Linked DNA regions of Homo sapiens: all the other regions are linked to region 2. Evidence: chromatin contacts called from ENCODE Hi-C or POLR2A ChIA-PET data. All regions are on one chromosome and are shown on one strand. The core of a region is the stretch at or near the end of the contact, and the rest is flanking DNA. Distances in the headings are between cores, read along the strand shown.

Region 1 (4,301 bases), core at 1,259-3,758, 1.2 Mb after region 2:
GGCTTAGGCGCCCTGTCCCCCCAAGTGTGCCCCGGCTTTGGAATCCTTTTCTCTGGCTGCATGGTAACCAGACCACAAGGGATGCTTTAGATTTGTGGGCACTCCCTCACCTTGCAGATTCTTAAATTCTATCCTCCAGAAAACTAAGATTCCAAAAAGGCATCTCACAAGTACACCCATACACATTTGAAAAAACATTTTACAAGAATTACCCACTTTTATAGTACTAGAAATGAGACAAACCTGAAAGATAATTTTAGGTCAGCATCTCAAGTAGTTCAATCAGTTCAATTCATTTTTTGCTGCATATGCTGTTTTATTGTGGGGTGGGGACAGGGAGGATCTGACAGTTTCATTTCAGGAAACGGCTGTGGGTATTCTGCATCAAATTACTGTTTTGTGTTCTTTGTGTAAAACTTAAACACTGACTGAGAGGACTTCATAAATTTAGGGTCTTTTTAATTCCATTCCCACTGCTTATTATTATTATATTTACCAAAAGGGATAGAACAAAAGGACATATTTCTTCTCGTCCAGATGGAAGGTGTATGTTTATTTGGATTACATATGAAACATAAAAGCTGGTTAAAGCTCTGGGTGGGATGGGTCAGGTGCAGCATTTTTCTGATAATATTTCTTGGGAATTAGATTTGAATTGATTTACCCACATATTTGAGCACTGCTTTGGGCATCACTGCTGAGATCATGCAAAATTAAACAAGAAAAAAATGAGGCGCAATGAATTCAGAAGGGGAAGAAGGAAAAAGGGGAGGAAGGGATAGGAAGATCACATTTTGGCTAAAGAAAAGAGGTGATCTTATGGCTGAGGGAAAGTTTAACACATTTAGTGCATCTCAATTAAAGCAAACCTCTTAGATTGTGTCGAAAATGGAATAAACCCTTTAATTTTTTTTTTTTTTTTGCCTTTTTTCCCTAAGGTTCAACTTCTCCTCTTTACCTCCCACCCCACCCCACTTCCATAAAACACAACTCAGATTTAATGTTCTGGAGCAAATGTTTTTCAACAGACTTGACCTGCTTAATCTTCCTGACAATGTGCGCAGTTATGTTAGTAATTTGCATACTCTTGGGAAGGGATATGAGACACTAGCAAACCAAAACGCCCAGAGGGCAGCTATATGTTACAGTGGTAATCTTTTTCTTTTTTTCTCAATGTGTGTATGTCTGCTTAATGTTACCACGTACTATCGTAACACACTACTACTATGGTCTGATCTTTAAGAGCAAAAGTTAGAAGCTTTGTTAACTATTATTTCTCCTTTAACTCTGTCTCTTACGAATACACAATGGCTTCTTGAAAATTATCTTAAAAAGACTCTGATTAAAACAAAAACCCAATGACAACAACAAAGCAACCCCTTTATCAAAGGCTGCAGCATTTCTAGAAGTACCCTTCAACTCACTAGCTGGGAAGGAGAGTGCACTTTTTTTTTTTTTTGAGACGGAGTTTCGCTCTGTCACCCAGGCTGGAATTCAGTGACAATTCAGTGACAAGTCTCTGCTCATTGCAGCCTCCGCCTCCGGGGTTCAAGCAGCTCTCCTGTCCCAGCCTCCCGTAGCTGGTATTACAGGTGTGCACCACCACACCTGGCTAATTTTTTTATTTTTCATTTTTAGTACAGACGGGGTTTTACCATGTTGGCCAGGCTGGTCTCGAATTCCTGACCTCAGGTGATCCGCCCGCCTTGGCCTGCCAAACTGCTGGGATTACAGGCGTGAGCCACCACTCCTGGCCGAGGGTGCACCTTTGAGACTAGGTTTCTGCAGCACACATTCATTTTAGTAATCAAGGACATATTGCTGGATTTAGGACGTGAAGAACAAGTCAGGAGCAGATGCTCCAGGCTGCTCGAGGAGGAAGGGGACCACGCCTAATGAAATAACCAAGGATGTCCCAGTCAGGAAGAAATGTGTTAAGTTTTAAACCTGTGTCTTCGCTTTTGGAAGGAACCTGGAAAACGGACGCGGGTTTGCTTCTAATCTGCAGTCCTGCTTGCAGCCTGAGGAGGACGTAAAAAGCCTTGGGGCCAGACAGCCCCAAAACGGGGGCGTTTTACCCTCTTAACTTTCTCTCCCCTTCTTGACGCAGAGGGCGTATCTTCACGCCTCCTTTCCCCAGCCCGCGTTCCCGTTCTCCAACAACAACCTGCGTGTCTCCTTTAAGAGGCGGGGGCCGTCCCTCCCTTTCTCCTCCCAGTCTCCCGCCCTTCACACCTTGGGTGGGAAAAGAGTGTGGGGGCGGGGTAGCCGGTGAAGCGGGAGGGGCGGGATCACAGCGAGCGCTCCAATGGCCCTCGAGGCTGGCCACGGTGGACTCCGGCAGCCAATGAGCAGCAGGCGGGGAGGCGTGGCGGGGCGCTGTTGCAAAGCATCCAACGTGGGCCAGCAGGCGGCCGCGGAGCGCGGAGCCTAGGGGGTGTGTGCGGGCGAGCGGCCGGGGGCGGGGCTTGGGGGACCGGCCGGGGCTGGGCCGCGGGGAGGCGAACAGCAAGCGGCTGATTGTTCGGCTGCGAGGTCGGCGGGACTCTTGCTGCGCGGAGGAGCCGTGCGGAACCCGAGGCTGCGCGCGCGCGCGCGCTCTCTGGCCGCGGCGTGGGGACAGCGAGGCGCACTGGGGCCTCCCAGCGCGGGGCCGGCCGCGCCGTCCAGCCCGAGGTCTACGGCTTTGCGCTCCGAGCCCAGAGGAAGATGCCTGCCGGCACCGAGCTCGGGCTGCGGGGCTGAACGCCTGTCTTCCAGGCGCAGCGGCAGCACTGCCCTCGGCCGGTGTCGGTAGCGGCACTCGGCGTGCCCCGGGCGGACGAAGAGCGCAGGCTGGGTACACCTTGCCCGAATCGGCGGAGTTCGCAGCTAGCGCGGGCGGGCCGGCCGGCCCGGATGGGCGCGGGGTTTGCGGCCCCCGCCGGGTGCTCCGGAGCGGCCCGGGCACCGGGGGCACGCTGAGTGCCGGAGCCGCGGCCGCAGAGAGAACTTGGGGCGGGGGCCATGCCCCGGTGCGGAGTCTAGAGCCGAGCGGAGCGCCCCGCGGGCCCGCCCGCGTCTGCGGCCGTTCGGGTCCTCACAGTCCCCGCGCCCGGAGTTCGCAGCGCGCTCCAGACAAGATGGCGCGGCCGGTCCGGGGAGGGCTCGGGGCCCCGCGCCGCTCGCCTTGCCTTCTCCTTCTCTGGCTGCTTTTGCTTCGGCTGGAGCCGGTGACCGCCGCGGCCGGCCCGCGGGCGCCCTGCGCGGCCGCCTGCACTTGCGCTGGGGACTCGCTGGACTGCGGTGGGCGCGGGCTGGCTGCGTTGCCCGGGGACCTGCCCTCCTGGACGCGGAGCCTGTGAGTGCCGCCCTTTCCGCCCTCTCTGCGCCCCGGGGCTCTGTCACTTGGGGATGGAGCGGCGGGGGTTCGTACTCAGGGAGGGGGTGCGGACTGGGTTGTGTGTGTGGAGTTGTGCGTGCTTGTGCGTGTTGGAAGACTGTCAGGTTGGAGTGGCGGAAGGGAGATTCTGCGTGGAGGTCCGGGGGAGTAGGCGTGCGAGAGAGCCTGGAGAAGAAGAGCGTGCCTCGTGGGGTCTGGAGACGAGCGAGCGTGGGTCGTAGAGATTTGGGGGTTAGCCAGCACGCGTCGTGCGGGCCATCTGGGGGTGAGTGAGTGGGAGTCTGGAGCTGAGTGTGTTTGCGGGTGGGTGGGTGGGAAACGTCTGGAGAAGAGTGTGAAGAAGTCTGTGGGGGTATGTGGGTGCGTTTCCTTTTCCTCTCCTGTAATCCAACTATTTGGTGTCTGAGCTCCTTGGTCTTCCAGTGGGTAATGAATGAAGGTGACTGTTGGGTCCAGTCTTTCGTTTACATTATTTATTAGTTGATAGTGTGTGTAGCCGTCTCCTGATCCCCGAAGACCGTGGTGGCCTGACTTGCCTCTCTGTGCGGGGCAGAAGGCAGTCTTCCCCCGAGGACCCCTGAGTTAGAGGGCTTTGACAGTTCCTGGCGACCTGTGAGTGCTGGGAGTTTGTCCTTTTACGCCTGTTTGGCATTTTACGGAACTGTGTTCCAGACCCTTCCTGTGTGTTCCCTGGGGCCCCATTGGGCTTGATGATCCAGTGGGGTGGGGCCCACCCTCAAGACTCTCTCCTCCATAAATGGTGCAAATGAGTTTTGGAGAAGTGCTGCTTCAGGAGAGGGTGCCAGGGGCTTGGCTGATTTAAGCTGTTTGTTTCACCCGAAAGAGGTTCTTTTCTGTGCTGTCAGGATGTGGGCTTATTAGGACTTAGTGGGACACTTCTTACAGGAGATTTGACAGG
Region 2 (4,045 bases), core at 1,273-3,772:
TCATCATCATCCTTATCATCAAAAGATGCTACATCTAGTGGGTAAAACTATGTCTCGAAATGGGCTAGAAATTATATTAAAATAAAAATCCTCAGCTCCCCCACTTTCCAAAGAGAGAGATTAGGAAAGAAGCTAGTAGCAACAGCTGTCTACTTATGTCACATTGTACCTTTTTTCATGATCATATGCTCAAGAATGAGTAAGGTTAAAAAAAAAAATCTAAAATAGTGCTTAATTTGGGGGTGGGTGGAAGGGATGTGAATCTCATCTCTTATCAGACCTGCCACCTCTGGCAAGTTACTTAACCTCTGTGCACCTCAGTTTTCTCTTCTGCAAAATGGGGATTGTACACTTCTACTCATTTAAAACTTTGCTATGAAGACTAAACAAGTTTATATTTGTCTAATGCTTGGCACACATTCAGTAACTTTGCTGTTGTTTTTATTATATGCACATTGCTTAGACTCGCGTAAACTCTGTGAAAGGGAAATAATCTTGGGACTCCCAAATCACTAAGGTAAAGGGAAAAGTTAAGGTGGGAACTGCTTAGGGCAAACCTGCCTCCCATTCTATTCAAAGTCATCCCTCTGCTCACAGAGATAGACGCACAGCTGATTGCTTCCTTTGGAAAGGCCAATCAGAAACCCAAAAGAATGCAACCCTTTGTGTCTTATCTACCCATAACCTAGAAGCCCCTCCTTGCTTCCAGTTGTCTCGCTTTTCTGGACCAAACCAATGTACATTTTACATATATTGATGTCTCATATCTCCCTAAAATGTATAAAACCAAGCTGTGTCCTCCACCACACCTTGGGCACATGTCAGGACCTCCTGAGGCTGTGTCACAGGCACGTGTCCTTAACTGTGGCCAAATAAACTTCTTAAATTGATTGAGACCTGTGTCAGGTATTTGGGGTTCACAGCTCCAAATGAATGTTGCTTTTATCACTCTGATTACTGGGCTTAAAATCCTCCAATAGCTTTGTGTCCGGAATTGGTTCCTTCCCGTGGGTTCTTAATCGTCTCGCTGACTTCCAGAATGAAACTGCAGACCCTCGCGGTAAAGATGGCGTGACCAGAATTTGTTCCTGCAGATGTTCAAATGTATCTGGGGTTTCTTCCTTCCGGTGGGTTCGTGGTCTCGCTGACTTCAGGAGTGAAGCCGCAGACTTCACAGTGAGTGTTACAGCTCTTAAAGGTGGCCCGTCCGGAGTTGTTTGTTCCTGCCTGTGGGTTCGTGGTCTCGCTGACTTCACGAATGAAGCTGCAGACCTTTGCAGTGAGTGTTACAGCCCTCGAAGGTGGGGCATACGGAGTTGTTCATTCCTCCCAGTGGGTTCGCAGTCTCCCTGACCTCAGGAGTGAAACTGCAAACCTTTGTGGTGAGTGTTATAGCTCATAAGGATAGTGCGGACCCAAACAGTGAACAGCAGCAAGAGCTACTGCAAAAAGCAAAAGCACAAAGCAACCACAACCTGGAAGGAGACCCCAACTAGGGGCCACTACTGGCGCCGGTGTCCAGCTTTTATTCCCTTATTTGGCCCCACCCTCATCCTGCTGATTGGTCCATTTTACAGAGTGCCAATTGGTCCATTTTACAGAGTGCTGATTGGTCCCTTTTTAAAGAGTGCTGATTGGTGCATTTACAAACGTTTAGCTAGACACAGAGCGCTGATTGGTGCGTTTTTACAGAGTGCCGATTGGTGTGTTTACAAACCTTTAGCCAGACACAGAGCACTGATTGGTGCATTTACAATCCTTTAGCTAACAGAAAAGTTCTCCAAGTCCCCACCTGATTAGCTAGACACAGAGGGCTGGCTGGTGTATTTACAAACCTTTAGCTAGACACAGAGCGCTGATTGGTGCATTTACAATCATTTAGCTAGACAGAGAAGTTCTCCAAGTCCCCAACCGACCCACCCGGCTTCATCTCTCAGCTTTACATTGATTTTAGGTTAAGGATAGAACAAAACAAAACACCCACAACTCCTTAAGGGATGGAGAGCCTCCAATGGCCTCTCCTTGACTCACCTGAAGCCCTGGGCTGCAGGAACCTCACCTGTCTCTATTCGTTAAAGTCTCAGCTCAAACACCACTGTCCCAGATAGGCCTCGTGACCGCAGGACTAGACCACGGTTCTCTGCGGAGGGCGTCAGCTCCGTGAGCCACCCTTCCAGCACCCACTGCCATGGCGAATATTTGCTTGTTTGGCCATCCAGGGACTGTTTGAGCCCCAAGACCGCAGGGCTCGGGGTCTGTCTTTGCTCAGGACGATAACCTGGGGACTGGACAGTAGGCCCTCAGGCCTTGGGACCGCTCAAAGTGAACCGGGGCCGGGTGGGGGACCCAGGGCTCTGCAGCCTTAAGAACGCCTGTGCCCCCGGGACGCAGGGGTCAGGCCCGGCCCGGCCCAGACCGCCTCTGCCTCCTCCTCCTTTTCCTCCCCGCGCCCGCTTCTCCTCTGACCCCTCCTCCCGCTGCTCCTCCTCCGCCTCCTTCCCCTGCCCGCGCCCGCCCTACTGCCCCGTGCCGAGTTTCCTGTTTAAGATGGCGTCCCCCGTAGCAGCGCAGGCCGGGAAGCTTCTGCGAGCCCTAGCGCTGCGGCCCCGCTTCCTGGCGGCCGGGTCCCAGGTGAGCGTGGGGGCAGGAGCTGCGGGCGCCAGCAGCGGCGCCGGCCTGCCCGGGCTTCCCTCGCCCCCTGCTACTCTTGGTCTCCGCCTGACCCCCTGCGCGGCCCCTCGGGCGCCCCACTTCGGGAGGTGACGCGGCGCCGGGTCCAGGCGCAGCAGGGAACCCCGCTCCAGTGTGGGGCAGGGGCGGCGCGGCGGCAGCCCCGGGTGCCTCGGGGTATGAGCGACCCAACGCACTAGAGTCTCCGCTGTCTGCCCGCGCAGACTCATGGCGAAGGCGCTGAAGCAGGCGCTGGACGCAAGTTTAAGAAAAGTTTCTTGGACCGGGTTTTGGAGCCCTGAGGTTTTATTGTCAGCTCTACTAATTCTGCTTTTCAAACTTCTGGCACTAACCCTGAGCACGTTTAGACCACGTGATAAACATGCCTGGAAACCCGTTTCAGCCCAACTAGGAACTCACCCCCTAGGGTGAACTTCCTGCAGGCTACCTGCTTTTGCAGACTTTTAATGTGCCTGAGTTGGTCAAATCCGTGGGTCAAGGAGAAAAATGGGAAACGATCTTTCTCCTCTTTCCAATGAAAAATCAGGGCTGTCACTAAAACGCATTAGACCATTGACCCTGTCCATGTCCTCCTTGTTGATGGAGAATGAAATCAAAGAGGGTCAGTGGTGGGCTGGATAGCGATTGGAACTTGGCCTCTAGCAGATTTTTACCTTCTGCAGATGGCAAGCGTTAAAATAGTCAGAAGGACTTCAGGAAAGTTTTGAGTTGGTGATGACTCTTGTAGAAATCACTCAACCACTGAACTGGTTAGTCTCCGTAGACTATCTCTCTTCCCTTTTAAAGAAAGCACAGTCTGGGATTCAGCCACAGCAGAGTTAATGACCTTGCCTATTTCCCCATTTTTAATTGATGAGAGGCAAATTATCACTCATACAATTTTAACCAGGATGTGCATAGTATAGTTTTTTAGAAAATTTAAAAAATAGTGATTAATGATTTTTTGAGTTCCTCTAAACTTTGGTTATGACATCTGTGAGCTATTTTTACCCCTCTCCTTTCATTTCCTGCCTCCCCATTTCTCTGTTATTGTTAATGTAAATTTAAAAGGTGCTAATACTTACTACTGTAATATTCTTAATAGGTGCTTGACAGTATAGTGAGGTAGCAAAAGGAATGGCAGTTTTGTCTAATTAAAACTCACTAATAACTGTTGTAATAGAGTAAGGAGAATAGCTCTAGGAGATGAAGTCCTATTCATTATTTAAGTGTTAGAAAAAACAAGAACTAGGGTGCTTACCATGAGTGTAGACTTGAATTGATGAGAAACATGGGGCCCAGGGCAGTGAAAACTCATGAATTGTACAGAGAAACTGAAAATGCAGAGTGTTTAGCTGAAATATGTGAAGCCTAC
Region 3 (4,190 bases), core at 249-2,748, 1.3 Mb after region 2:
GATCTCCTGACCTCATGATCCTCCTGCCTCAGCCTCCCAAAGTGCTGGGATTATAGGCGTGAGCCACCCCACCTGGCCACTATCCTTCGATATTTTTTTTAAGACATGGTTTCCTTGAGGTGTTTGAATATGCCTATAATTGCCGATTTAAAAAGTTTATTTAGTGAATCTAAGTCTGGGCTCCCTCAGAGACAGTTTCTGTTGACTGCTTTTTTTCCTGTTTGAGTGTTTCATAATATTTTGTTGAAAATTGGGCATTTAAAATAAAATAATGTGGCAACTCTGGAAATTGGATATTCCCTTTCTCCTCCCCCAGGATTTGCTGCTGTTGCTGTTTATTGTTACAGCTTGCCTAGTGACTTTTCCTGGACAAAGGCTATATAAAGTCCGTCCCCTTAAGTCCCTGCTTGTTTAGTTTAGTGGTTAGCTAATGGTTGGACAGAGAAGTCACCACAACCACTGTCTCCTATCCTTTACCGACGGCTTGTGTGTTTGTGTTGGGGTGTGCCATCACTTCCTATTTGTGTAGACAGTCATGCTCAGCCACAGGTGACAAATGAGGACCCCCTCACGTCTTTCCTGGGTGTGCACATGGCCTTGCACCTGCATGTGGCTGTCTAGATCCCCAGGAATGTATTGGACCTTTTCAAAGCCCACCATTAACACTGTATTCCCCACATTTTCCTTTATAGTTTTTTGGCCAGCTGCTTGTTTGCCCCATGGGTATTGTCCCCTCAGACAGCTGCGCTGTTGAACAGTGGCTACTGATTGTTGTAGTCATGTGCCCTGGGGCTAGGGCTTCTCCTGCTCGGCAAACTAGATCAGGGCAAATCAATGCAAATCCTGTGAATGGGGCTTTCCGTGTTGCTGCCAGATAGGCCACATGGTGTCAGTTCTGAGGATGGGGCTTTTGGGGAGCCCATTCTGACCCTTGAGTGGTTGCTAGGCTGCTGGGTTTCAAGGCTACCATGGAGCTGGGGAGGGAAGAATGGGGCTTTGGATAAGTTAAAATACCACAAAGCTCACATTTCTGAGATGTTGCTATTTGCTTGAATCAACAATCCATGGATTGTTGTAAGCCTTTGGTTTTCCAGAATTCTGAAAAAGTTGCTTTTGACCATTTTTCCAGGTGTTTTCCTTGTTTTAATGGAGGTGCAGATTTTTGGAGGTCCTTATTCTGACATTTTGGAAGTGTTTTACACCCCCTCCTTTTGGAGTAAGGTTTGTGGGTAAGATCTCTGCAGTCATGACCAGTGGTGCCTGACTGTTTTGTGTGAAAGTCAGCAGGCAGAGCCAGTTGTCTTAAGGAAACTGCCGGCTGGCTGGTTTGAGAACTGAGAAGTGGTGGGTTAATTTCTAATCAAGGAGTGTGATCATAAAGGTGATCAGTACTCACAGACTTCTAATTAGATGAGGTCAGATGTCCATGGTGCAACTCTTACGGCATCTGGTTGGTGGGGCTGAGGATGCACAGGGACCTCAAGCTCTGGTTCCTGCTTGGTGTCTGTGTCAGTTTCTGTTAGCATGAACAGCAGCTGGTTCCTCTGTGTACCAAGAACCCAGCGCTTTACAGTTGACCCTTCTCTCCCCAGATGACTTCCTGAAGCCACAGATCATCACCCAGCCAGAAACCACCATGGCTATGGTGGGCAAGGACATCCGGTTTACATGCTCAGCAGCCAGCAGCAGCAGCTCCCCCATGACCTTTGCCTGGAAGAAAGACAATGAAGTCCTGACCAATGCAGACATGGAGAACTTTGTCCACGTCCACGCGCAGGACGGGGAAGTGATGGAGTACACCACCATCCTGCACCTCCGTCAGGTCACTTTCGGGCACGAGGGCCGCTACCAATGTGTCATCACCAACCACTTTGGCTCCACCTATTCACATAAGGCCAGGCTCACCGTGAATGGTATGGAAACACCATCTTTGTTATAGTACCAGAATCCTACAAAGCACACTCCTGATTGCCCTTTCAGCTTTCCATGTAGAGATGACTGAGACAGGACACACACATGCTTCTGTGGGGCACTGTTAAATCCTATTGTTGCCTGGGTTTGCCCCAGAGCAAGTTTTGCAGATTTCAAGGGTTATTCACAATGAGTTACTTGTTTTTGGTGAGTTTTAAAAATCTAGTTATTGGCCGGGTGCTGTGGCTCATGCCTGTAATCCCAGCAGTTGGGAGACTGAGGTGGGCAGATCACTTGAAGCCAGGAGTTCGAGACTAGTGTGGCCAACATAGTGAAACCCCGTCTCTACTAAAAATACAAAAATTAGCCAGGTGTGGTGGCACATGCCTGTAATCCCAGCTACTTGGGAGGCTGAGGCACAAGAATTGCTTGAACCCAGGAGGTGGACGTTGCAGTGAGCCGAGATCACTCCACTGCATTCCAGCCTGGGTGTCAAAGTGAGACTGTCTCAAAAACAAAACAAAAACTAGTTATTAAGTCAAATTGTGGAGAGCTAAGCCTTGTTTTGTCCAGTTCTTATCCTCTATAAGCCAAGAGATCTGGCTTCCAAATTCCAAATACCCCTTAGCCTGGGGAAGCTGCTGTTCTTTGAGTAGATGGCACAGCATTGGAGTCAGAGGCTAGCTACTGCTCCAGAGACTGTGGAGTGCAAGGCTGGTGTGAGCCCTGGCCTGAAAGACACAGTGTCCTGGCAGTTGACAGGTTTTTACTCATTAACCAGCCTTGGAGCTTGTCAAGGGGACCATGTGTTATTGTGTGTTTGGAGGAGGGGGGTGGGGAGTAGATAGCTTGAAGAGTTTACTGTCCCACCCCAGTAACCTAATGGGGTTATCCTGATTACTAACTCTCTAGTTAAAAAGAATTGGCTTGAGAATCATCAGAATGGTGGATCTGCTTTGCTCTTTAAGCCCCCACAGATCACAGCGAAACACCTTCTTTACCACACTGTAGTGGGGTTGTCTTGGCTTATTCCAAGTCCTCACAGCTTCCGAAAGACTCAGCTGTTTGTTAGACTCTCCCCAAAATTGACGTTGACAGGAACTCTGGTGGTGCCTGACACGTGGCTGGATGCGTCCCACTCTGTCAGGACATCGATCTTTAGGCTGAGCAAGCTAGCAAGCTGAATGCTTCCTGCCTGGGTATACGGCAGTGGGCAGGAACAGCCTGGGTGAACAACCATCCAAATGGATGAGCCATCCCATTCATCCCATGAACACCCATCCAAACGGATGAGCCATCCCATTGCTCTCCCAAGGTGGAGGCATGCCCACCTTCCCTCTGTAATTCCATCTCCACAGCCTCTCTCTTGGTGGGTAAAGCAGGCAAGCATCAGGCCTACCTAGTGTGGATGGGCACCCCCTGCAACTCCCGTATAGGCACTGCCATGTAGAGTAAAAGCCTTTGCTTTGAAGGGACTATAGCCAGCCTAGGGTGTACAATGCAAGGCTGATGGGATGGAAGTGTTCCAACTGTGGTGGGAGAAGCTGGGGGTTCCTGATTCACAGGTGGCAGGAGTGGTCCTGGGCAGACATTGGGAGAAAAGAAGTGAACTGGCACTGGGCACAGTGACAGGTAGGTGTTTGCCAGAGGACTTCCTGGTTTTGCATCTAGCTGTCCCGTAACCCGACCCTGTATACGTATGTTTTCCAGTGTTGCCATCATTCACCAAAACGCCCCACGACATAACCATCCGGACCACCACCATGGCCCGCCTCGAATGTGCTGCCACAGGTCACCCAAACCCTCAGATTGCCTGGCAGAAGGATGGAGGCACGGATTTCCCCGCTGCCCGTGAGCGACGCATGCATGTCATGCCGGATGACGACGTGTTTTTCATCACTGATGTGAAAATAGATGACGCAGGGGTTTACAGCTGTACTGCTCAGAACTCAGCCGGTTCTATTTCAGCTAATGCCACCCTGACTGTCCTAGGTTTGCCTATTGCTCTACTGTGTGTGTGTGTGTGTGTGTGTGAGCGAGAGAGAGAGACTCTCAAATGCTCTGTGTGGCCAGGGGTGGTATGCGTTGTGGGCCTTTCGACCCTGTTTGAAATTTGGGGCTGCTTTTTGAGTTGAGTTAATTTTTCTTAAACAAGTGTTTCTATCTCTTTAAAAGAAATGATAGCTGGTGAATTAAGAGTCTTCATAGGGTTTAGCTACAGAACATTTTAAGAATTGGACAGGATGGATGTGGGCTTGGTCAAGAGCTACAGAACATTT

What was found. A loop is a pair of places that touch in the nucleus more often than their neighbours do. ChIA-PET counts read pairs that join two places held with the same protein, here RNA polymerase II (POLR2A). Pooled maps may share reads with other maps.
Region 1: a loop to region 2 is called in a map of CD8-positive, alpha-beta T cell, with 22 times the contacts of the local background. The contact joins the promoter of LRIG1 here to the promoter of SUCLG2 in region 2. A Hi-C loop is called at or near these places in 4 of 168 maps with a recorded cell type or tissue (CD4-positive, alpha-beta memory T cell, CD8-positive, alpha-beta T cell and naive thymus-derived CD4-positive, alpha-beta T cell), 1 of 37 single-sample maps with no recorded cell type and 11 of 50 pooled maps. POLR2A ChIA-PET finds 5 or more read pairs at or near these places in 1 of 52 experiments (activated CD8-positive, alpha-beta memory T cell).
Region 3: a map with no recorded cell type shows a loop between it and region 2 (14-fold over the local background). The contact joins the enhancer-like site here to the promoter of SUCLG2 in region 2. A Hi-C loop is called at or near these places in 10 of 37 single-sample maps with no recorded cell type and 6 of 50 pooled maps. POLR2A ChIA-PET finds 5 or more read pairs at or near these places in 1 of 52 experiments (activated B cell).

Annotation. Positions count from the first base shown.
Region 1 is chr3:66,499,229-66,503,529 of GRCh38, reverse strand. LRIG1 (leucine rich repeats and immunoglobulin like domains 1) reads left to right here and starts at 2,508. Exons shown (of 19, transcript NM_015541.3): 1 at 2,508-3,340. The coding sequence starts at 3,123. RefSeq lists silencers at 2,139-2,798, 2,819-2,958, 2,999-3,078, 3,099-3,308 and enhancers at 2,411-2,911, 2,912-3,412.
Region 2 is chr3:67,653,089-67,657,133 of GRCh38, reverse strand. It overlaps SUCLG2 (succinate-CoA ligase GDP-forming subunit beta), which reads left to right and starts at 2,522. Exons shown (of 11, transcript NM_003848.4): 1 at 2,522-2,631. The coding sequence starts at 2,548. SUCLG2-DT (SUCLG2 divergent transcript) reads right to left here and starts at 2,437. Exons shown (of 7, transcript NR_109992.1): 1 at 2,032-2,437. RefSeq lists an enhancer at 2,216-2,715 and a silencer at 2,231-2,910.
Region 3 is chr3:66,383,704-66,387,893 of GRCh38, reverse strand. It overlaps LRIG1 (leucine rich repeats and immunoglobulin like domains 1), which reads left to right. Exons shown (of 19, transcript NM_015541.3): 13 at 1,593-1,913; 14 at 3,622-3,903. Among named protein-coding and RNA genes, the nearest start is that of LRIG1, 120 kb to the left of the region's middle. RefSeq lists enhancers at 842-901, 932-1,011, 1,022-1,191, 1,652-1,751. Within about 2 kb of position 1,498, at least 3 of the 41 ENCODE cell types and tissues checked have a DNase peak (open chromatin) inside an H3K27ac peak, as active enhancers do.